2 separate regions of the Homo sapiens genome follow, and region 1 is linked to region 2. Evidence: chromatin loops called from intact Hi-C (ENCODE). Cell type or tissue: K562. All regions are shown on one strand. Links, peaks and the distances in the headings refer to the core of each region. The heading gives the core; the rest is flanking DNA.

Region 1 (11,842 bases), core at 2,404-10,403, 300 kb after region 2:
TCAGACCAAAGTTTGCAGACAGTTGGTCCCTGTGGACCAGACTGAATCCACACATGAGTTTATTTGGCCTGTGGAGCACTGAAACAAAAAAATGCAAATCCTGAGCCAACGTTTGGGAGATCCCATATTATAATACAAATCGAGATTTCCAGGTTTCTGGAAGGTCTTGGCAATCTAGCCACACTGGGCCTGCATCTGTGCAAGGCTGCATGGCTAGAGGTGTGTGCTGGGCACACCCATTAGGTGGGACTGCGCCTTTCTGGCCACTAGGGACCGTACACCTCCTGTTGTTTTCATGGGGGCTGGTTTCCCTTGCTGACACGTGGCCATGAGGTCCCTCGAGGTACAGGCCGGCATTTGGACTTGTCCTCTGCACTGTTTCTTTGTTAGCATTTAGAACTGACTTCTCCTCTTCCTCCCCCATTGAGGAGCAGCACCTTACTCTGTGCAGAGTCTGTCTGTGATCTGCAGGCTCTTTGCAGAGCTACATTTCTCTCTGGAGGCCTTGCTGAGCAGCCTCCGCTGTCTAGGGCATTGCTGAGAATCACAACATCAACACTAATGGCCCTTGGGCCAAAAAGTGTTTGTCTTAAAATCCCTGCACCAAATAGCTTGTGCAATTACTCCTGTGAGAGCCCCAGAGGATCTAACTCTTAGGCTGTTTGTTCTAGCTGTATTCCTTCCCACCCCCCAAACCGAAATGACATTAAAGGATAGTAACTCCCTCCCGCAAATATAGATAAAAACCTCTTTACTCCCTAACAACCACACAACTATTTACATTTTTGTGTTTACCTCCTAGTCTTTAAGTATATGAATGCATGCAACGTCCTTTAAAAATATGTCAATCCTAGCCTCCACACCACCCAGCCGACCAGGTTTCCCAGAGGGAAGCATTGGAAATGGCAGATGGGTAAATGCACAGAGCTGGCAAATCTCCATCCTGCGGGAGGCTTGCTGTGCAATATAGCCATCGCCACAATAATGGATCTTCCTAATGATCCGGAATCACTGAGCAAAGACTGTGCCATGTTCAGTATACACTAAGTGAGCATGCAGGGAATATATGATCAGTTTACAAACATTTCCACATAAGCTTTTTTCTCTCTCCCACTCCAGTTTTGGTAAATAAAAGAGCAAACTAGACTGCTTTCTTTCTCTCTCTCACTCTCCCCCTGTCTCCCTCCCTCTTCCTCTCTGTCCCTGTCCCTCTCTCCTGCCTCCCTCATTCACTCTGTCGTCCTCTCTCTCTCCTCCTCCTCCTTCCTTCCTTGCTTCATTTCCCCCCTCATCTCTTTCTTCCTCACCCTTTTTAAAAAGAGACAGGAGTCTTGCTCTGTTGCACAGGTTAGAGTGCAGGGGTGCAATCATAGCTCACTGTAACCTCAAACTCCTGAGCTCAAGCAGTCCTCCTGCCTCAGCCTCCCCAGTAGCTGGGAGTACAGGCACACTACCATGCCCAGCTAATTTTTAAAAATTTTTATAGAGGTGTTGTCTTGCTGTGTTGCCCAGGTGGGTCTCAAACTCCTGACCTCAAGTGACCCTCCCGCCTTGGCCTCTCAAAGTGCTGGAATTACAGGTGCAAACCACTGTGTCCAGCCAGACAGGTCACTTTTCTGTACCATTCCCTGATGTTGTGAGATTAGTGAGAGTCCCTACTGTGGAACCTTGTTCACGTTGCCCTGACTCCTGATGCATGGATATTTGCTGTTACCAAAGACACCTCTGCTTTACCAAATGTTTTGACAGAGTGGAAGGAAAACTACAAGACTTCTTGCCCTCGTTTTCTTCAGTCTAGAATGATGCTGGGGTCACTGAGTCTGTAGGGCAGAGAATCTGATGTGTTTTTTAGGAAGCGGAAGGTGTCTGACACATAGATGTTTGACAAATTTTGTTAATCTGGTCAGAGTGCAGCCTAGAAAATTAAATTAAAAAGCTGCTGAGGAGTGCTGGGGTCGCATTTTGACATAGATACAAAGGCACCAATAGGGCCAAAAGTATGAGGCCAGTCCTAGGGCTGGTGAAGTTTGGATCCCCTGCCTGACATTGTGTCCTGAGCCCCTGGCCCCTTCCTGCACCTCTCCCTGAGCCGCCGGCCCCTCCTCATTCCTTCCTCTCCTTTATCTTCCGCTGTCTTTGCCTGTGCCCCCACGCCCGTGCCCTGAATCTGGAGTCTTTGTCTTAGTGCATTCTGTTTGTCTCACTGTCTTCCTCTGTTTTCCTTTTCTTGCGGGGAGGAAGGGTAGAAAGAGTGTAAGAAGCTCAAGTATGAGGAAGGGAAGGTTGCCAACTTGAGATGAGTCAGAAATGAAAGCAGTTCTGAATGTGTAAGACAATGAGGAAAATATTTATTTAACAAAAATTGAACTACCAACCAAGCCTTCAGGAACACAGCCAGAAGGTGCTGTGTAGGGAGAGGTGTGCATTAGGATGCTGGAGCGTGGCTGCCGGCGTCCCCACCCCAGGAGGAAGGGACTCGTTTCTCTGAACCTTTTTAATGGTTCTCCCCATTGTAGACAGGACTGGCTCTCCACCCCATCCTCAGTGGGTGCAGCTTTGGGGAGGCCGTGAGGCTGGTGATCTTGGGGCCTCCTATGCATCTGTGTTATTGAAGGTAACAATGTCCCTTCTACCCAAAAGTCATGCTTTTAAAAACGCACAATCTTGAATCCATTTGGGAAACATCTTTGGAACTCCAGAATGTTGTCTTTCTCAGATATGTATTGCCAATGTTGTATTACTTCATTTGCTAAGAAACATTGTCATCGACTTTATAAAATTATTGAATAATTCTATTTGGGGGAGAAGCCTGGAAGCTAAGATTTTAAAGGTTATTTATAAGTTAAGTGAACTGGCAAATTCTTAAATGGTAAATAAAACCTTTCCTACATGCTATAGGTAGTTATCTAAATCAGGGCCTAACAAGCTTTTTTATTTATTTTCCTGTAAAAAGCCAGATACTAAGTAGTTGAGGCTTTGCAGGACTGATGGTCTCTGACATAGCACTAAAGCAGCCTTGGGCAATACATAAACAAAGGGGCATGTGTGTGAGCTGATGGTCCACGGGCTGCAGTCTGCCAACCTCTGATGTTATAAGCCATTGATTTTCTACAACATATATATTTAGAACTGGGAGTGTCAGTGTTATTTTGTCATGGTTTCCAGATTAAACTCTTTCATATTGCTGCTGGTCGGTCAATGACAGACTAATTCTGCTAGCATTGACTTTCTGGGCCAGGGAATGGGGTTCCTAGATAGTGCAGTAGCTTTTTATTTATTTTCTTTTCCATTCAAGGGTAACATGCTTAAAATACAGCGTATGAAGCTTTTGGATATCCACTGTAAATTTTAAGGTCTAAAAATGAATGCAATTGTGAAATGTTTTTGCCTTAGAGAAAACGCTCTCACTGCTTTGTGTTAATAAATGCATGAAAAATAATGATGAATTAAATGCATACAAACAGATGCAGACATAATTTAGATGAGTGTATTGCAATTAAAATATTGCCCACTTTCGCTACGGAATATTCGTTGGACTTATGACCTTAGTGTAAGTAATGTTTAATAAGGAATCTGCAATGTGTAACTCCTCCGTAAATTATTAAAAGGATTGGCATTCCTACTGTATAATATCAACACAAGGGATAGAAAATATGCCTGGATTCTTAATGAATGTGTGCTAACGTTCCTTCTGGCATAGGAATGTGTAGTAAATACACTTCAAGGGTTGTTCGCATTTTTATCCGTCATTGTTATAGGCATGTTATTGTGTGTCTCCTATTGAAGAACTGATTGATCATTGTTTTAAGCTTCTGTGACTTTTAGATGCTTAAAACTAGGCGTTCATGGTAGGAAAGTAGAGAAACATGTGGAAGAAATACTGCGTTTCAAGTTTGGGAGTGGCTGGTAGAAAAATCAAACTAGGCTAGTCTTACAGCTTTATCGCAGTTTTGTTTTTTTTCCTAGTAGGAAAATGATAGTATTGGTTGTATATTAAAACACTCTCTCTGACACTGACTTGAATCACGTGCGAGTTCATTGAGAACAGGGATTTTAACTTGGTTAGGTGATTTTAAACATTATTTAGCAAATCTGGAAAACAAAAGAGAAATTTTCAAATATCTTTCTTCCACGGTGGTGTACTGGCTCTCTGGAGTGTGATTTCATCTTCTCTTATTATTGCATATGTAGTCAAGCCATCATGTTCTTGAAGTGAGACTTCACCCACTAGTGGGGCCGTATAATTCAGGATCTTTTGTTTGTCCTTACATAGTTTCTTGGCCTGGAATGTCAAAATATCAGAAACTGTTCTTTCTCTGGAATCATCTGTCTCCGTGATGGCCTCGCCATCTGTACAGTCATCCAAGCTAGGGACCAAAGAGTCGTCCTTTACTCTCTCATCCTTCCGGCTGCTGTGTCTGGCTTTCAGTGTTTGTGTAGAGCAGGGGTCTCCAACTCCTGTGGCGTGTTAGGAAGTGGGCCGCACAGCAGGAGGTGAGCCATGGGTAGGCGGGCAAAACTTCCTCTATTTACAGCTGCTCCCCATCATTCGCATTGCTGCCTGAGCTCCGCTGCCTCTCGGATCAGCCACCAGCATTAGATTCTCATAGGACCATGAACCCTATTGTGGAACTTTGCATGTGAGGGATCTAGGTTGCACACTCCTTATGAGAATCTAACGCCTGATGATCCGTCACTGTCCCCCATCACCCCTAGATGGGACCATCTAGTTGCAGGAAAACAAGCTCGGGGCTCCTACTGATTCTATATTATGAAGAGTTGTATAATTATTTCATCATCTATTACAATGTAATAATAATAGAAATAAAGTGCACCATAAATGTAATGCCCTTGAATCATCTCCAAACCATCCACCCCACTCCTCCAACCCCCAAACCAGCCTGGAGAAAAATTGTCTTCCACAAAACCAGTCCCTGGTGCCAAAAAAGTTGGGGACCGTTGGTGTAGAGGACTCCTCAAGCAGCGTCCATATCTGCCCTATTCTCTCTATTCCTCCACCTAGGTATAGAATTCTATCTCTAAGACACAGACAGACCATGTTCCTGCCTGGGCAAACACTTCGGTGACTGTGCATTGCCCTGGGTGAACGGGGGCACAGAGGTCTTTGTGACGCCCTGCAACGCATCCCTCTCCGAGCCGCGGTGCGCTCTTCCTCCTCTGTGCCTTGCCGGTGCCCAGAACCACCCCCTTCTCCCTCTTTGCACAAGTGCCTTGCTCTCTCCTTTCTCAGGCCAGTGCTGCTGATCTGTCTGTGTGACCCGGGTGCACAGTCCTTGGCTCTGTGCCTGGCCCTGTGCAGGTCTCTGTGGTGGCACTTAGCACATGGCGCTAAGATTCTCCCTGATAGGCCTTCAGCGCCGCAAGGGCCAGCACCGAGTCCTGCACATCCTGCTCTAGTCCCACATCGGCCCAGGGGCGTTGAGCTGAGGACAGCTCCCTACCCCCTTTCTGTGCTTGGCCGACTCCAGCGCCCGTTCTTCTGCCCCTCCTTGGCTCTGCCTCCCCACCCCTTGGCTGAATCTCTCCTCCTTTCGTGCTTGTTCTCCAGGTGACTTATTCAGGTCCATATTTTCATTACCCTTGCATTTCATTAATTTTCTCATTTATTTTATTCTGTAGGTTTAGGACATTCTTTAAAACATGCAGGTTCTGAATTTTAATAATATAAAAGTCCTCTGTGAGTGCCCATCACATTGCTTTTCTGTCCTCCCTACATTAAAGTTAGCACTGATGCCTTTATGTTTAAGGAAAGCCTCCTGCAGAGGGGCTCTGCCCATGTAAGTTCATTAGAAGGCAGGTGTACAGCCTCTGTCACCTGAAGACCTCTTAACTGTCTATTCCTTCTCTGGTCTATCGAGGTGTATTGGGGGGGTTACAGCACCCTCTGGTGGCCATATTGTCAGGTGCATTTTTGTTCTAGCCAAATAAAATGATAACACAAATCGAATAGTCGATTGGAGTTCTTTTTCAGAGGACATCGTTAATTCACATTTTGTGTGTTTCAGCAGGTATTTAAGCCATTCTCGAATAGTGACACTTATGCAGAGGAGAGAATGATTTTATTTAAGTAATTTCTACTTTTTACATAGCTAGTTTTAAAGTAGATAATACATAGTCTTAAACTTTATTTCCCCTTTATTTCTTTCTTTTCTGTTAGAGAATTTCTTAAACTTGTAGAATTATCCAAATAAAATGCCAGTCACTAAAAAGGAATAATTAACCAATAGTGGGAAAAAATTAAATTCTTCAAATGAAGAGTACTGTATTCATTTCATATGGTCCCAGAGATAAAATGTTTAGGATTCATTTTTAGTTTTAAATGTTTATGAATCAGAGCTTCAACACTCTTCCAGGTTTCTTTAAGAAAGGAATTTGTCTATCTACGGATTAATTAATTAGCAGAGCCTCTCTGTGTCACCAAGACTGGAGTGCAGTGGTGCGGCTGTAGCTCACTACAGCCTTGAACTCTTGGGCTCAGGCAACCTTCCCACGTTAGACTCCCAAATAGCTAGACCATGGTGCATGCAACCATGCCCAGCTAATTTTTTTTTTCAATTTTTCTGTAGATACAGGGATCTCGCTATATTGCCCAGGCTGGTCTTGAACTCCTGAAGGCCTCAAGCGATCCTCCTGTCGTGGCCTAAGAAAGGAATTCCTCATATAGAAAAATATTGTTATATAAATAGTTGCCTATATCCATGCTGTTTATGGTAACAGCTAAGGTTCATCTCAAAAGTATTTGTATTTGGCTTTGGAATAAAAAGAAATTTCCCCTTTCATAGGGTTCTGAGATTGTAGGAGTTTTTAGTATTTCAAAAAGTTAATGGAACAATCTGTGATGTGAAAGAGACTCAGAAGAGGCTAGAGAGGTCTTTAACACATTTTTTTTTTGTATTGTTATCCCTTCCCTATAGCTAACTTTGTAGATGACATTGTTTTTCAGACTGATGATTGTGACCCTCAACCATGGCAGCAACAATTTTTAATTTAAATTTTTTAAAATGCAAGGTTGGGTGATTTTCTCTCTGGATGCTTGAGTTTTGTTTTTGATAAAAATTCTACCAGGGGCAGGGGAAAGAGTCCATTAAGTCTTGGTGCAAGAAACCTGGGCAGATTGCCTAAGTGGATATGCATAGCAAAGAACTGAAAACAGAGTAGGGGGTGCTGAAAACACCCACAGAGGAAAATGCGGGGCGGGGGGTGAATGCATCTGCTCATTTTGTAATAAAGTCCTTCCTTTCCTTTAACATCTCTTAATGTTACAAATACCAACAAAAACCATGCATGTCTTCAGTGGGACAGAAAATGAGGGAGGCATTTAGGGAGAAAAAAGTGTCAGTTGAGATGATGTTAAAATAAAGTTTATTTTCTTTGCAGTTGCAGACATTAAGATTTATTCTCTGGGCTGTTAGGACAGTTCCTGCAGCTCTCTGTGGTGACCTGAGCATTGATACCTTTTTTTTTTTTTTTTTTTTTTGAGATGGAATCTTCCTCTGTCTCCCAGGCTGGAGTGCAGAGGCGCAACCTCAGTTCACTGCAACCTCAGCCTCCCAGGTAGCTGGGACTACAGGCACCTGCCACCACACCCAGCTAATTTTTGTATTTTTAGTAGAGATGGAGTTTCACCATGTTGCCCAGAGTGGTCTCAAACTCCTGTCCTCAAGTGATCTACCCACCTTGGCCTCCCAAAGTGCTGGGATTACAGGCGTGAGCCACTGCGCCTGGCCTGTGCCTTGGTTTCTCAGATATTTCTGCCCCTGTAGTGTTCTATGCACTATGCAGGGAGGTCCTGACTGCTCAGAGCTTAAATTCTGCATTCCTTTATTTTAAGTGTTTGGCCAACTGCAGAGGAAGGTACCTTGAAAGATACTCCCTCTCCTCCCTCACTGCTGGGTCCCCTGTCATAGGAGACCTGGCCTGAGGAGGCTTCTTCCTGGTAACCTGGGTTGTCACTGGGACCACATCTTCCCATAAGAATAATGCTTCAGGTTGTATGGGAGAAGTGTCTGACAGCAGTAACTTCAGCACACCCTGAGAATGGCCCTTATGGCAGACACACCGGACAGCAGTCACTGAAGAAATGAGGGTTGCCACATGGAGGTTGCTGGGAGGAGGGTGCTAAGTGAAGGTGCTGTATAAGCTGCATGCTTTTTACAAGCAGTTGAAGTTCTGCTGTCCAGCCCAGAGCCACTGGGCCACCCTATAAATAAGTTCCTCCAAATAAACCCTGTGCCTTGTTTGTTAGCTCTGGGTCTCTTCTTTGGCTTCTTCAACTTGGTGCTGTCCCTGTTGAAGTTAATACGGGTTTGGCACAACACAGGAGTAGACGGTTACCTGTACCCTGCCAGCTGTCCTTGCTACAAACATTTGCCCAGAGAGTGGCATTTGTGCCGGTTCTTAAAGTGTTTCTTGAGCTGCACATTAATAGGCCATGTCCTCTTTCAACCTGCCCTCTGGCTAGGTAGAACAAACACTCTTCACCTGGGCTCTGAGCCAGCTGCTCACCTGCAGCACCCCCCTCCTTGGAGATAGCTTTTCATGTTGCATCTTACCGAGTTGATTGAGTATTCACTTCGAAGCTCCATGCTGCACGCATGGGCCTGTAAATAGCTTTTTCGTGCACTTGTGGGTGTCATTTCAGATCGCTTCATCGGATTTCAGTTACCCAAGTTTTTACTTGGTTCACCGTAAGTTTGCAAAAAAGACTTTTTGTTATCCTGAACATTGCAGGTGGAAACATGATTAATTTTGAATTATTTTTGTTTAACTTCTACCCTCTTTCCTATTTACAGCCTATTTTGTTTATTTTAACTTCCGCTGTTAAGACTTCTAAGGCCAGGCATGGTGGCTCACGCCTGTAATCCCAGCACTTTGGGAGGCCAAGGCGGGCGGATCATGAGGTCAGGAGATCAAGGCCATCCTGGCTAACATGGTGAAACCCCGTCTCTACTAAAAATAGAGAAAATTAGCCAGGCGTGGTGGCGGGTGCCTGTAGTCCCAGCTACTCAGGAGGCTGAGGCAGGAGAATGGCGAGAACCTGGGAGGTGGAGGTTGCAGTGACCCGAGATCGCGCCCCATTACTTAAAGGAAGTGGGCTTGTGTTTTGTGGCCTTAAGGATGTAATCTGTTGGTAGGAGGGAATGAGGGTGTCCTGGTAGGGGTGTCTGGCTTTAGTGTCACCATTCTTTTAGGAATTGCCATGTTGTGGGGTCACGTCTTGTAGGAGAAACGTTCTGAAGTCATGGGATTCTCTACCCTCCTCTCCTGCTCTTGGTTTCCACCAGCAGCCTGCTTGGTGTGGTTTTGAAATGGAGCAGAGATGGTTTTGATGAGCCTCACTGGAGGTGCTGCTGAGATTACCGAGAGGCCTTGCTGGGCACCTGGAGTCAATCATGCCGGGCACTAGCATCCGTCATCTTAGGAGGTAGGGATTATTATCCTACCTCCTAAGCCATCCCTGGAGTGGTGGCTTGGAGAAGTTTTCCAGAGAAACCGATCAGTTCATAAAGTTTCTGTAAAGGATTAACACAGTGTAGTCCAGAAATGTTTGTTCATGAAGTCTTGGTTTTTGGGTTTAAGAAAGTGTTCTCCTGTCTGGGCGTGGTGGCTCACGCTTGTAATCCCAGCACTTTGGGAGGCTGAGGTAGGCGGATCACGTGGTCAGGAGATCGAGACCATCCTGGCTAACACGGTGAAACCCCGTCTCTACTAAAAATACAAAAAATTAGCTGGGCATGGCGGCGGGCGCCTGTAGTCCCAGCTACTTGGGAGGCTGAAGCAGGAGAATGGCGTGAACGCAGGAGGTGGAGCTTGCAGGGAGCCGAGATGGCACCACTGCACTCCAGCCTGGGCGACAGAGCGAGACTCCATCTCAAAAAAAAAAAAGAAAAGAAAAGAAAGTGTTCTCCTAAGTGCTGCTCACCCTTTTTCCCAAACAGGACCTAACCCTGCGAGGGAGGGTGAATTAGGCCATTTGTTTACAGTTTCATCAGCACCAGGCGTGCACGGCGTTAGTCATGGTCCTTGCTCTCAAGGCACTGTACTTGTAGCAGCAGTATGGTGCAAATGTGCAGCTGAACAGTGGGCACAGGTTCCTGGTTAGCATTTAGTGCCACAGGAATGACAGGGAGGTCTTAATTGTGATCGGACCGTGGGAGCTGGATTACCCCAGACTGTAGCTCACTTCCCTGTAAGCTTTTGGTAGGGAGCTTGGAATTAGCACCATTAGTAGAAACAGATTTCAAAGGGAATGGTACCTGTTCCGTATGAAACACTTTAAAACTCCCGGTGTCCACACGTCTTTAAAAAAGAGGCTTAAAGCAGTTTCATTTCATCAACCCCAAACTGGAGAAGCTATGAATGACCACACTGATGAATATGTCCTAAAATATATGTATATTATATAAAGTGTAAAAACAGACAAGCAGGAACATACTACCAGTTTCTATCACAGCTACCCTTAAACTATCATTGGAGGGCAATTAAGTGGGTACAACCTCTAGCTATTTGGAAATATGTATAAAAATGACAAATGCCTGGTTGGGTGCTGTGGCTCACGCCTGTAATCCCAACACTTTGGGAGGCCTAGGCGGGTGGATCACCTGAGGTCAGGAGTTCGAGACCAGCCTGGCCAACATAGTGAAACCCCATCTCTACTAAAAATACAAAATTAGCCGGGTGTGGTGGTGCATGCCTGTAATCCCAGCTACTCGGGAGGCTGAGGCAGGAGAACCGCTTGAACCCAGGAGGCAGAGGTTGCAGTGAGCCAAGATCGCGCCATTGCACTCCAGGCTGGGCAAAAAGAGCAAAACTCTGTCTCAAAAAAAAAAAATTAAAATTAAAATTAAAAAGTAAAATAAAATGATGAATGCCTGTACTCTTAGACCCAGCACTCCCAGTTCTGCCAGTTCATGCAGCAGATACATATGCACACGTACAGAGAAGGATGCAACAGATACATATGCACACGCATACAGAGAAGGATACGTATGCACACGCGCACAGAGAAGGATACATATGCACACGCACACAGAGAAGGATACGTATGCACACGGGAACAGAGAAGGATGCACAAGAACATACATTCCCTAGTTGACGGAGTCGCAGATTAGAAACAACAGAAAAGCGTCCATTAAACAACAGTTTGAACCTGTGTTGAGATATCAGCATCCCTTCTCCTTCTCTCCCCCACTCCCTCTGCCCTCTGCAGGTTTTATTCTCAGCCTGATTTTCTCCATTGGATGTCAGCCCTAGGCTGGCATTTGCAGAGAGAGATGGTGGCTCCTGCAGAGCTTACGGCCTGTATTTTATTGGGCTGTGTTGAGTTACCCCTGATGTGAGCAGGAGAATGGGATGTTCTGTAAATTGGCCTCTAGCCCATCGTGAATTCATATTTTTTTTATAATGTGTGAGTCACACTCCCTTCTGTCTTCATTTCCTTTTCACACTCCCAGCAGATCATTCTCTCTATTCTGATTGGCATTTTATACATGAGGCAGCAGAGGCTGAGACCTACTGTATTTTGAGACACTGTAGCTTTATATGGCATAATTAAATCATAGTCATCAATCACTCTTAGGAGGTAAGGATTATTATTGGCATTTTCCAGATGAGAAAAATGGAGGATGAGAAAGGTTAGGCATCTTGCTGAAGTCACAGCAGACTTAAGTGCCGGAGTTGGAGCTGCATTCCGGTATGCTTGCATAGACTCTCTTCTCATGCTCACTGCACGCCAGTCACCTGGTATGCTGAGGCCCTGCCTCCAGGCCTTCTGATTCAGCTGGTCTGCAGCCCTGGCATTTCCAGCTCCTCAGGTGATTGG
Region 2 (11,842 bases), core at 1,679-9,678:
AGGATTTTACTGCATGGGTATATCAGTAAGTGCATTTAGGTCAACAAACAGTTCTACTCAACAACCACACAATATGTAGAGCTTGCTCAAGCAAATTGTGTGATAACCATGTGCTTTTATAGACAATGTAAGTCATTGCTACATATTATTTGTAATGATTGTTGGCTTGTTTAGTGCGGTTCCAGGTCTTTTAATCCCTTCACATATGACCCCAAATTTGAGAAGTCTGTCAGATATCCAAGTGGTGATATCTGGTGGACAGTAGGATGTCAGTCTGGTGCTTGCCAGAGAGGAAACTATGAGTTTGACCGTGGTCAATTCTATATCTTCCTGGGACTGGAAGAGATCACTTAGAGGAGGAGTGTGGATATAGAGAAGGAGAAGGATGAAGACAAAAGTCCTCAAGAACATCAATATTTAGAGGTTGAGGAGCCAAAGAGGAATTAGTCAAGGAAAAAAGGCCAGTGTGGTGGGAGGAGAGTCACAGGGCCTGAAAGTGTTTTGAGAATGAAGGAGAACTCAAGTGTGTCTATCGCTGCTGGCAGATCTAGTTAGGTGAAGATGGAGAACTGTCTTTGACATGGGTCACCCTGTAGTATGATAATAACTCTAAGAAGTGCCATTTTGATTGAATGGTGGACACTGCAAAAGCTCAGTTGGAGAGGGTTCAAGAGCCCATGGGAGGTGGAAAGTGGGCAGGCAAAAGAGGGAGTGGCTGGAGTGAATCAAGAGAGAATACTTTTTAAAGACATATGAAATCAAATCATGTTTATTTGCCAATGGGAATAATTTGGTTGAGGGGACAATCAATATGGCATGAATGAAGGGGATATTTGCAAGGGCAGAGTTCTTGAGAGCAGAAGGAGATTGAAACTCAAAGCACAAGTGGAGGAGTGGCCTTCATCCCTACCAAGAGAGAAGGTGGATTTTGCAGGTACAAGCCCAGGTAAGGTGATAGATGCGATGGTAGGGATGGAATGGTTCTTTTTTGACTGTCCACCTTTCTATGATATATTGGGCAATGCTGTTGGCTGAGATGGGTGGTGGGGGGGGCAGGTGAGGGTGATAAACATGATTAGATTTCATATGTCTTTAAGGAAGTGTGGAATAAGCATCCCAGAAAGTAAGAGGGGAATGTTTTCAGGAATTGTAAGTGGAGTGACAGACATTCCTAGGTGTCATGTGAGAGTTGTGGTCATAATTTTGAAGTAAACCAAGTTGGATTGGTTTGTATGATTTTTTAAAAGTATTCATCTGTTTAGGTGTGGGTAGAGTCAAGAAACAGTAGAGCTAGATCAGGGTTTGGTGTTTCCTAGGTGTATCAATTAGGATGTTTTTCATTGTGAGTAACAGAAAACCTCTCTCAAGCCACCTTCAACAATAAGAAAATGAATTATTGAACTTAAAAGAAGGTTCAGACGTAGGTCAAGCTCCAGGGTTGTTGATTCAGTGGCCCCGTGAGTTCATCAAGGACTCAGGTTCTTTTTCCCTCTACTTGGCTGTCTATGGAATTGGCTGCTTCTCGTGGCTTGCACCCTGCTCTTGTGATGCAGTGGCTGGGGGCAGTCAGTCTACCTCTACCCGCTTCCTCATTCATGTGGAGCAAAAGAGAGGGAAACCCTCTCATGCTCTCACCAGCCAGGGAAGACAGGGCATTTCCTTCAGGCATTAACAGTTACCATGGGAATGCCATGTGCTGGTGGCTTCAGTCTGGTCCTCCTGAATCAGTCATTGGCAAGCACCAAGGGATTTCTAGGATGGATTTAGACCAGTGGTTCTCAAAGTGTGATTTTTGGACCGGCAGCATCCGCCTCACCTGGGAACTTGTTTGTTTAAAATTCAAATTCTTGGGCCTCACTCTAGATCTATTATATCAGAAATTCTGGGGGGTGGGGCCCTACAGTCAGTATTTTAACAAGCCCCCCAAGCAATTCTGATGCACGGCAAAGCTTGAGAACTAATGGCTTAGGATAAGACAGTGAATGCCATGAACAAAATGAGGGATCTTTGAGGAAGGAGGATATGGCAATAAACATCTACTAGTGGCTACTAGACCAGGTGGGCACCTGAGAGAAGGCTCACAGAGTTCAGGGTGCCTGCGATGCAGACATTCTAGGGAAGGGCTCCAAAACAAGGGTTAGAAGAAAAATGAAGACACAGAGGAACAATGGATCCGGTAAAAGTGGTGAAATTAGTAGACTGGTGATCACAATGAAGCTGGAGAATTGCAATGAGTTAGCAGGATAGAAGACGTGATGGCCACACAGATGAACTCACAGAACTCCAACTGCATGTCTGAACCAAGGTCACACTGACTATTCACTGCTCTCAGCCAACAAATGAGGGTGGCAAGAATGCTAAGGCCTAAGCTTCATTCAGGGCCACACGCTCTTCAGATGGTTGACTTTGGCTCAAGGACCACCACCAACTCCCCATCACCTGACTTTGGTGAGCCTTCTTTAGACTGCATGTTCTGTTTCTTTGTTTGTTTGTTTTTGGAAACAGAGTCTCACTCTGTCACCCAGACTGAAGTGCAGTGGCATGATCTCTGCTCACTACAACCTCTACCTCCCAGCTTCAAGCAATTCTTCTGCCTCAGCCTCCTGCTGGGATTACAGGCATCCTCCACCACACCAAGTTACATTTTGTATTTTTAGTAGAGATGGGGTTTCACCATGTTGGCCAGGCTGGTCTCAAACTCCTGACCTCAGGTGATCTGCCTCCCAAAGTGCTGGATTACAGGTGTGAGCCCCCATGCCCGGCCCTGCATGGTGTTCTAAGAATCTTCCATCCAACCTTCTCTCTCATTCTCCTTCACTCATGGTTAGACTTGTATCACAGTTCAGCAGCACTGCCATATTTACCCAACTCCGTCCCTAATTTTTTTCTCACAGAGGCACTTCCCCTTTTAATATTTTTGGCATCTGCTTCTTGGGAGAATGTAGACTAATATGGAAGTTTCCTGAGTAGAGTTTGAAAATGAGATTGTGTGTCAGGTACTGTGCTATGCATGGAGTATGGTAGGGTGGTCTCTGCCTTGCTAGAGCACCACTGAGGAATACAGATGTATAACCAGTCACTGCAGGACAGCATAGTAAGGCATCATGGGGCAGTCCCAGCTGCTGGAGTTGACGTGGGCATGCTTAGGGATGGTGGAAAGATGATGATACTGTTGGTAGGGTGGATATCCTGCCAACTGATAGCACACCCATTAGTTTAGGGAAAGACCTGGTGTTCAGTTGCTAGCCTCTCAAAGAGTTGTCCCCACAAACACGTGTGTAAGTATAGCTCAATGACTACACTGAAAGGATATAGTCTCAATGAATGTCATTGGTTCCTACAGGCATGATAAGACAATTTCTATCATTATTCCTGATATGGTTTGGCTGTGTCCCCACCCAAATCTCCAACTGTAGCTCCCATAATCCCCACGTGTCACAGGAGGGACCCAGTGGGAGGTAATTGAATCATGAGGGCAGTTTTTTCCCATGCTGTTCTCATGATAGTGAATAAGTCTCATGAGATCTGATGGTTTTATAAAGGGAAGTTTCCCTGCACATGCTCTCTCTTTTGCCTGCCACCATGTAAGATGTGACTTTGCTCCTTTCCCTTCCACCATGATTGTGAGGGCTCGTCAACCACATGGAACTGTGAGCCCATTAAACCTCTTTTTCTTTATAAATTACGCAGTCTCAGGTATATCTTTATTAGCAGCATGAGAACAGACTGATACAATTTCCTTTCCCATGGCCTTCAGAAAATAGATGGATGACTTCACGGATGTTGAGGAGAGAGGCAAATACTTTATAACGGTTTGCTTTTTGTGACAAAGTCTTTGTTTTCTGCCTGCCTTTCTCTAACATTTCCCCTAGTGACTGTCAACCCACAATGAGTGGTTCTTTCCCTACTGACTGCACTAGGTAGTTGTGAGGGACCATGAGATAAAGCCCCAAGCTCCCTTAACAACAGTAAGCTGCTCTCCCATGCAGAGTCCTTATTCCATCTCCAACTCAGGCCTGGCTACAGGCACCTGAGGAAAGGAGTGTGCTCCAGTCTCCTGGGCTCCACACACTTCCATTCTGAAGGGAATGTTGGGTCCCTTTTGGATTTTTATCCTGAAATTCAAGATCCATGAATGGATTCGAGGGAGGCTAAATCTCCTGGAATTATGTGTACATTTCTTCACACAATTTTTTTGTATACAATTTGCAACACAGTTTTTTTTTGTCATTTTTGTATGTTTATGACATGTTAGGGGCATAAAAAGGGATGGGGTCCATAGTTTTTTATTATTTCTCAAGTTTGTGACCTCAAAAAATATTGAGTCAGTCTTTTTTTTTTTTTTTCAGATGAGTCTTGCTCTGTTGCCCAGGCTGGAGTGCAGTGGCACAACCTTGGTTCACTGCAACCTCTGCCTGCTGGGTTCAAGCAATTCTCCTGCCTCAGCCTCCTGAGTACCTGGCATTACAGGCACCCACCACCATTCCCGGCTAATTTTTTTTGTATTTTTAGTAGAGACAGGGTTTCACTGTGTTGGTCAGACTGGTTTTGAACTCCTGACCTCAAGTGATCCACCCACCTCGGCCTCCCAAAGTGCTAGGATTACAGATGTGAGCCACCCCACCCGGCCCAGTCACTTTTTTTTTTTAAGAGAAAAATACTCAAGCCTTTATAGGGTGTCTAGATGAAAAACTGCCTTTAAAGGGTATCTGTTGTTGTAGTTATCCATTTTAATTTTAATATTATTATTCTACTTTATTTTATATTTTAGTTTAGACAGGGGCACACTCTGTCACCCAGGCTGGAGTGCAGTGGTGCCATCATGGCTCACTGCAGCCTCAACCTCCCAGGCAGAAGTGATCCTCCCATATCAGCCTCCCAAGTAGCTGGGACCACAGGTGTACACCATCATGCCCAGCTAATTTTTAAATTATTTTCTGTAGAGATGGAATCTCCCTATGTTTCCCAGGCTGGTACGCCTCCATTTTAGATTAAAAGAAAGGTCCCTTTTTCTTTGTGGTGATATAAGAAATACTGTATTATGGAATTTTGTGGGATAATAATAAAAGGGGGCTGGTATATGGAACAAAAGGAAATTAATTTTGTACCTTAATAAATCTATGTCATAAGAGAATTTTAACCTCCATAGAACACTGTCTTGGAAACCGAAAACTAAAAAGAAGAAAAACATCATAATTTTTCTTTTTTAAAAATTCTCTTTTCTTTCTTTGTTCTTTTTTTCCTTCCTTCCTCACTCCCTCCCTCTCTCTTTCTTTCTGGTTAATCTTAGGCCTAGTTATTTCCAGATTAACAGGCAAAAGTCTTCATTAGAGTTATAGTTACAACATGAAAATTACAGGACAAACTTAACTGTGTTACAAAAATGCCAAACGCAGATGGAAGTGTGCAATTCTTGTCTGTCTGAACTTTCCCTCATTCACCACGAGAGGGAGCGCCACACCACAGGGACAGCTCCCTTCACTGCCTGCATAGCTGTCTTAATGGTCTGCTATGTCGTGAACATTTTGCAACGTATGCACAGAGGTCAGCAAAATCATGGAAGAACAGGGCCTTGCTGATTGGTATACATGTCATGAGGGGCCCCAGCAGACCTCAGCTCTGTGTTCAGGTCAAGAAGCTGCAGGTGACCCGAGACACAGCAGCTCCTAACCACGCCCTGATGTGCAGCCTGCGTGCTGCTGCGGGGCAGGTCCTGAGGCCTCCATCAACTCATCTTTTCTAGAATGACAAAGTGAAACTCAGTTCCTTCCTCTACAGGTGACAAAGCAGGTAGAGTAATCGATGAGCTAATAAGTGAGTAGACATGCTAAAGCATTTATGAGATCTATTATGATCTCCTGTGAATGATAGGAAAGATGCTATAGATGAGAAGCTGACATCAGGTTCAGTTATTTTTATTCACAATTTTCTATCACCAGCTCTGTGCTGGTGATTGTATTTGAAGTGTATGGTCTCAGGTATTGATGACAGCTGGAGGGAGATCCTTGGAGGCTGGCCTTCAGGCTCTTTTGGTTTTTATTGTTTTTAATTGTGGTCAAATATACATAAAAATAACCCCTTTTAAACGTGCAGCTCTGTGGCACTGTGTACATTCACGTTATTGTGCAACCATCACTACAGTTTATCTACAAACCCTTTTCATCTTCTCAGATGGAAACACGGTACCCATAAACCAACAACTCCCCATTCTCCTCTCCTCCCAGTCCTTGGTAACTTCTGTTCTACTTTGTGTCTCTGACTCTATGAATTTACCTTTTCTATTCTAGGTACCCCTTATAAAGGGAATCATGCAATATTTGTCTTTTTAAATCTGGGGGATTTCACTCAGCATGTCTTCAAGATTCATCCATGTGGCATATATCAAAATGTCACTCCTAAATGTGGTATATATGTAAGGAGTTATTATTTATATTGTATATATTCCACACAATGGGATATTAGCCATAAAAAAAAGAAATCCTGTCCTTTGCAGCCACATTGAAGGAACTGGAGGTCATTATGTTCAGTGAAATAAGCCAAGCACAGAAAAGCAAGTGTGGCATGTTCTTACACATATATGGGAACTAAAAATCCTGGATGTCATAAAGACAGAGAGTAGATTGGTGGTTACCAAATGCTGGAAAGAGTAGGAGAAAGATGGGGATGAAGAGAAGTTGATTAATTGGTACGAATGTTTAGTTAAATAGAAGAAGTAAGGCTTAGTGTTCAATAGAGCAGTAGGGTGATGATACTTAACAATAATCTGTTGTATATTTCAAAATAGCTGTAAGAGAATAATTCAAGTGTTCCTAGCATAAAGAAAAGATAAGGCCTGTTGCAGTGGCTCACGCCTGTAATCCCAGCACTTTGGGAGGCCGAGGCAGGCAGATCACGAGGTCAAGAGATCGAGGCCATCCTGGCTAACACGGTGAAACCCCGTCTCTACTAAAAATACAAAAAAATTAGCTGGGCCTGGTGGCCGGTGCCTGTAGTCCCAGCTACTCGGGAGGCTGAGGTAGAAGAATGGCATGAACCCGGGAGGTGGAGCTTGCAGTGAGCCAAGATTGCCACTGCACTCCAGCCTAGGTGACAGAACGAGACTCCATCTCAAAAAAAAAAAAAAAAAAAAAGAAAAGATAAATATTTAAAGTGGTGAATGTGCCAATTACCCTGATTTGATCTTTACACATTATATGACTGCATATAATGTGTATATATAATATATAATGTATATAGACATGTACTCCAAAAATATGTACATCTATTATGTATCCATAAACTTAAAAAAAAGTCTCTGTTGTTTAAGCAAAAAAAAAAAATGGTTGTTCATTTTTAAGGCGAATAGTATTCCACTGTATGTATGTCTTAATGTGTTTAGTGTTATAACAGAATACCTGATTCTGGGTAATTTATTCTAAAAAGAGGTTTATTTAGCTCATAGTTCTACAGATCAGGAAGTTCAAGGGCATGGTGCTGATTTTTGGTGATGGCTTCCATGCTGTGTTATAACATGGCAGAAGGTCAAAGCGGGAGCAGGTGTGTTCAATATCACAAGAGCAGTGATATCACTTTATAAGAACTCCCAGGCCGGGCACAGTGGCTCACGCCTGTAATCTCAGCACTTTGCGAGGCTGAAGCATGAGGTCAGGAGTTCAAGAGCAGCCTGGCCAATATGGTGAAACCCTATCTCTACTAAAAATACAAAAAAACAAAAATTAGCCAGGCATGGTGGCACACACCTGTAGTCCCAGCTATTCAGGAGGCTAAGGCAGGAGGATCGCTTGGAGGTTGCAGTGAGCCGAGATCGCACCATTGCACTCCAGCCTAGGTGACAGAGCAAGACTCCATCTAAAAAAAAAAAAAAAAAAAAGAACTCCCACTTCCAGGAGCTAATCCATTCCTGAGCAGGTGAGAGCTCTCTCTCATACCTGTGAGTGAGACAACATTAATCTATTCGTGACGATGGGGACCCATGAACCAAACACCTCCCACTAGGCTCCACCTCCCAACACTGCCATGTTGGGAATCAAATTTCAACATGAGTTTTAGGTAGGGATAAATCACATCAAAATCATAGCAGTATACACCACATTTTGTTTATCCATTCATTCTTTGATGGACATTTGGGTTGCTTCTGGCTTTTGGCTATTGTGAGTAATGCTGCAAAGAATATTAATATACAAATATCTGTTCCAGTCCCTGCTTTCAATTCTTTTGGGTGTATACCCAGAAATATAGCACCTGATAATTCTGTGTTGAATTTTTTTGAGAAACTACCATACTGTTTTCCTCAGTGACTGCACCATTCTGCATTCCCACTAGCAATGCACAAGGGTTCTAATTTTTCCACATCCTTGCCAACACTTATTGTTTTCTTATTTTCTCTTTTTCAGAATAGCCATCCTACTGGGTGTGAAATAGCCATCCTAATGGGTGTGATTTGTCTTGTTCAACAGTTTTATCAGTGATTTAGATGGAAACAAAGAAAAGTTGCTTATCTGATTTGTTGAGCAAAGGAAGGTAGAAGCCGATGTGTTATATGACAGAACTGTGAACCAAAATAAAGTTGCTCACTTACACAGGGGTTGACAAACTATAGCCTATGGGAGAATCTGGCTCGCTGCCTGTTTTTATAAACGAAGTTTTATTGGAACATATCTACCTTCATTTGTTCATGGATGTCTATGGCTGCTTTGCGCTGTAATGGAAGAATTGGTTACTTGAGACAGAGACTGCATGACCTATAAAGCCTAAAACATTTATTATTTGGCCCTTTTCAGAAAAAGTTTGTTGACTTCTGGATTATATGTCTTTTAAAATTCTATTTATTTATTTTTTATTTTATTTTATTTTATTTATCTATTTGAGATGGAGTCTCGCTCTGTTACCCAGGCTGGAGTGCAGTGGCACGATCTCAGCTCACTGCCACCTCTGCCTCCCAGGTTCAAGCAATTCTCCTGCCTCAGCCTCCCAAGTAGATGAGACTACAGGTCACCACCACGCCTACCTAATTTTTGTATTTTTAGTAGAAACGGGGTTTCACCATGTTGGCCAGGCTGGTCTCTAACTCCTGACCTCAGGTGATCCACCCATCTCGGCCTCCCAAAGTGCTAGAATTACAGGCATGAGCCAACATGCTCAGTCTGGGTTATATGAAAGAGACAAATTTAACCAGAAAATATTTAATCTCTATAAGTATAAAATATTTGTATGTAAGTAATTAAAACAACAAAGAATTGGGAACTAGCTGGGCGCAGTGGCTCACGCCTATAATCGTAGCATTTTGGAAGGCTGAGGGAGGAGGATTGCTTGAGCTCAGAAGTTTGAGACCAGCCTGGGCAACGTATTGAGACCTCATCTCTAAAAAAAAAAAAGAGAGTCAATGGCTTTCTATCATGTAAAAAGAGACATGGTGTTTTGTTTTGTTTTTTAACAGTAGACTAAATATGACTCAATATTGACTTTAGTGTTGATTGTAATTTTATACCACATTAACAGGAATAAGCATCTATAACAGTGATTCTCAACTTTGGCTGCACATGGAAATCACCTAGAAGATTTAAAAATACTGATGTCAAATCCCTGGGGAATCTGATGTAAACGGGCTGGGTGTGGCCTGGGTATCAGAGATTTTAAAGCTTCTCAAGTGATTCAGTGTGCAGTTGTGACATTCCCCCTCTGCTGGACTCAGGCCCAGTCTCACCTACAGCTTCATTCCATATGTCCCATTTTATTTATTTTTTATTTTTATTTTTTGAGACAGGGTCTCACACTGTTGCCCAGGCTGGAGTGCAGTGGTGCAATCATAGCTCACTATAGCCTTGACTTCCAGGGCCCACACCTCAGCCTCCCGAGTAGCTGAGACCACAGGTGTGCGCCACCATGCCTGGCTAATTTTTTTGAATTTTTGTAGAGATGAGATCTCACTATGTTGCCCAAGCTGATCTTGAACTCCTGGTCTCGAGCAACCCTCTTGCCTTGGTTTCCCAAAGTGCTGGGATTATAGGCGTGAACCACCATGCATGGCTGTGTCCCATTTTAAAGGAAATAAAGACAAGCTGGTTCCTTTTCAAGGAGGAGGAGTCAGAATTGTTGGGGGGGAAAAAACAGGAATTCATTTTTATAAGAGGAACAATTGCAGAAAGTACAAGTGTGAGGATCCTGGAGTGAGATGTTTCTAGCTGGCATTCTGCGTTTGAGGGCTGCCTCATAGAAGAGGGGCCTGACTGCTTTTGTATGACATGACCCAAGGATACAAGCTGGGAGCGGGGAGTAGAACTGCCCCGCTATTATTATGACTTTTCTTTGAAAACAGTACGATCCAAAGAGGGATAGTGCCAGAGGGTCCACCCATCCCCCAGATCACCAACAGGGGTACCATGGAGCAGGTCCGGGAGTGGAACACCTGATAGTAATGGTCAAGATAGCCCAATCCCAATGGTGCGTATCTATTGGTGCTTTCTCATGCCAGGCACCATGCCCAGACACTGCGTTTTCTGACTTGTGAGTTCACACCATTTCCACGGGGAGGGGGCTATGATTTTTCCAGGTCATATTTGAGGAAGCAGAGGTTCTGAGGCTTGTCCTGGTTCATGTGTGGTGGCAGAGCTAGGACCCATTTGCAAGAATTAAATCTGTCCACAGAGAATGCATATTGCCAACACTGAGGGATTTATGAAGAAGGAACTTTTGCTTCCAAATTGTTTGATGAATGGTTTTCCAGCCTGGGCTCCTCTGATTCTAGAAAATACAATGTGTAAATAACTGAAAATATGAGGCTGAGTTTTCACAAAAATGAGGTTGTATTGAAACCAAATCCTCCAGCAGTGACCTATGCAGATGAGAGGTGGGATTCAAAGCAGTCTCCTTAGAAAACTTGATCCTTAGAATCTGGCATGTCAGGGCTCCAAGGAAGGCAAGGGATGATCTAGTCCACACCCATCTCCCAATTTACAGATGAAGAAACAAGTCCAGAAAGGGTCTGGAGACTTGTCCTGGACTACGTATTTAATATTTAGAAAATGGTGTTCTTCCTTTTGCTGCCTTAATCAAACAGTCCTACCCTTACTCAAAACAGTGCTGGGGCTCGGCTCATCTCAGAGTCCATGCGGCAGGAACCGGAGAGAATCAATCCCTTCACTTAGTGGTACATTTTGACTTTGATTCAAAACAACATTACTGAGCACTCCGCACTCGTTTCATGTTCCAGTCTTAACTCTGAATGACTTGTGACTATCTGCAACAATTAAATCAGCCCAGAAAGAATGCAGATTGTCACCACTGAGGGATTGACAAAGAAAGAACTTTTGCTTCCAAATTGCTTGAAAAGTAATTTCCAAAGAAGAGTTGCCAAGGAGCTGTTGTGCACATCAGTGTCACGGACAGGGCATTCCTGCCCACCAGCCCAGGGCAACTTCACTGGAGAGTCCAGCAGGCCCTGCTGGGTGCATTCTGGTATGCGTGCCACAAATCAGCCACTGAATAGCTTTCACAGAAGCTGCCCCCCAAGAGAGAAGCTCTCCTCTGGGAAGAAGCTGCCAGGCTGGGGTGACATTTCTCAGCACCCCACCCCCATCTACCCACTCAGATCTTGCATCTAGGTTTCCAGCAGTGTAACCAATGAGTAGAAGGGCTGCACGTGACTTCTGGGGCAAAGGTAAGTAGGAGAAAGGTGCACCTTCTCTTCTCCTGCTCATTTCCCATCAAGGAGCTGCATGCAAATACCTCCTATGCCCCAGGGAGCGAGTGCCACAAGAGGGAAAGAACCTGGGTCAGAACCAGTTTTATACTTTAGCTGAACAAGAAATAAACTTTTATCTCTTAAACCTTTGAACTATGGAGG

Evidence for each region. Hi-C counts contacts between places; a loop is a spot of excess contacts. Peaks named below come from ENCODE experiments on the same cell type or tissue, not always from the same donor. Only the 100,000 strongest peaks of a DNase experiment are listed, where the experiment ranks them.
Region 1: it touches region 2 in a loop (10-fold over the local background); 22 of 110 quality-filtered maps call a loop at or near these places.

The regions. Positions count from the first base shown.
Region 1 is chr18:58,175,034-58,186,875 of GRCh38, forward strand. All of the region lies in intron 2 of NEDD4L (NEDD4 like E3 ubiquitin protein ligase), which reads left to right. Among named protein-coding and RNA genes, the nearest start is that of NEDD4L, 140 kb to the left of the region's middle. In K562, for the core only: a CTCF peak has its summit at 5,910 (motif pointing left); a DNase peak (open chromatin) is centred at 5,888.
Region 2 is chr18:57,876,539-57,888,380 of GRCh38, forward strand. No RefSeq gene overlaps it. Among named protein-coding and RNA genes, the nearest start is that of ATP8B1, 79 kb to the left of the region's middle. In K562, for the core only: a CTCF peak has its summit at 5,449 (motif pointing right); a DNase peak (open chromatin) is centred at 5,463.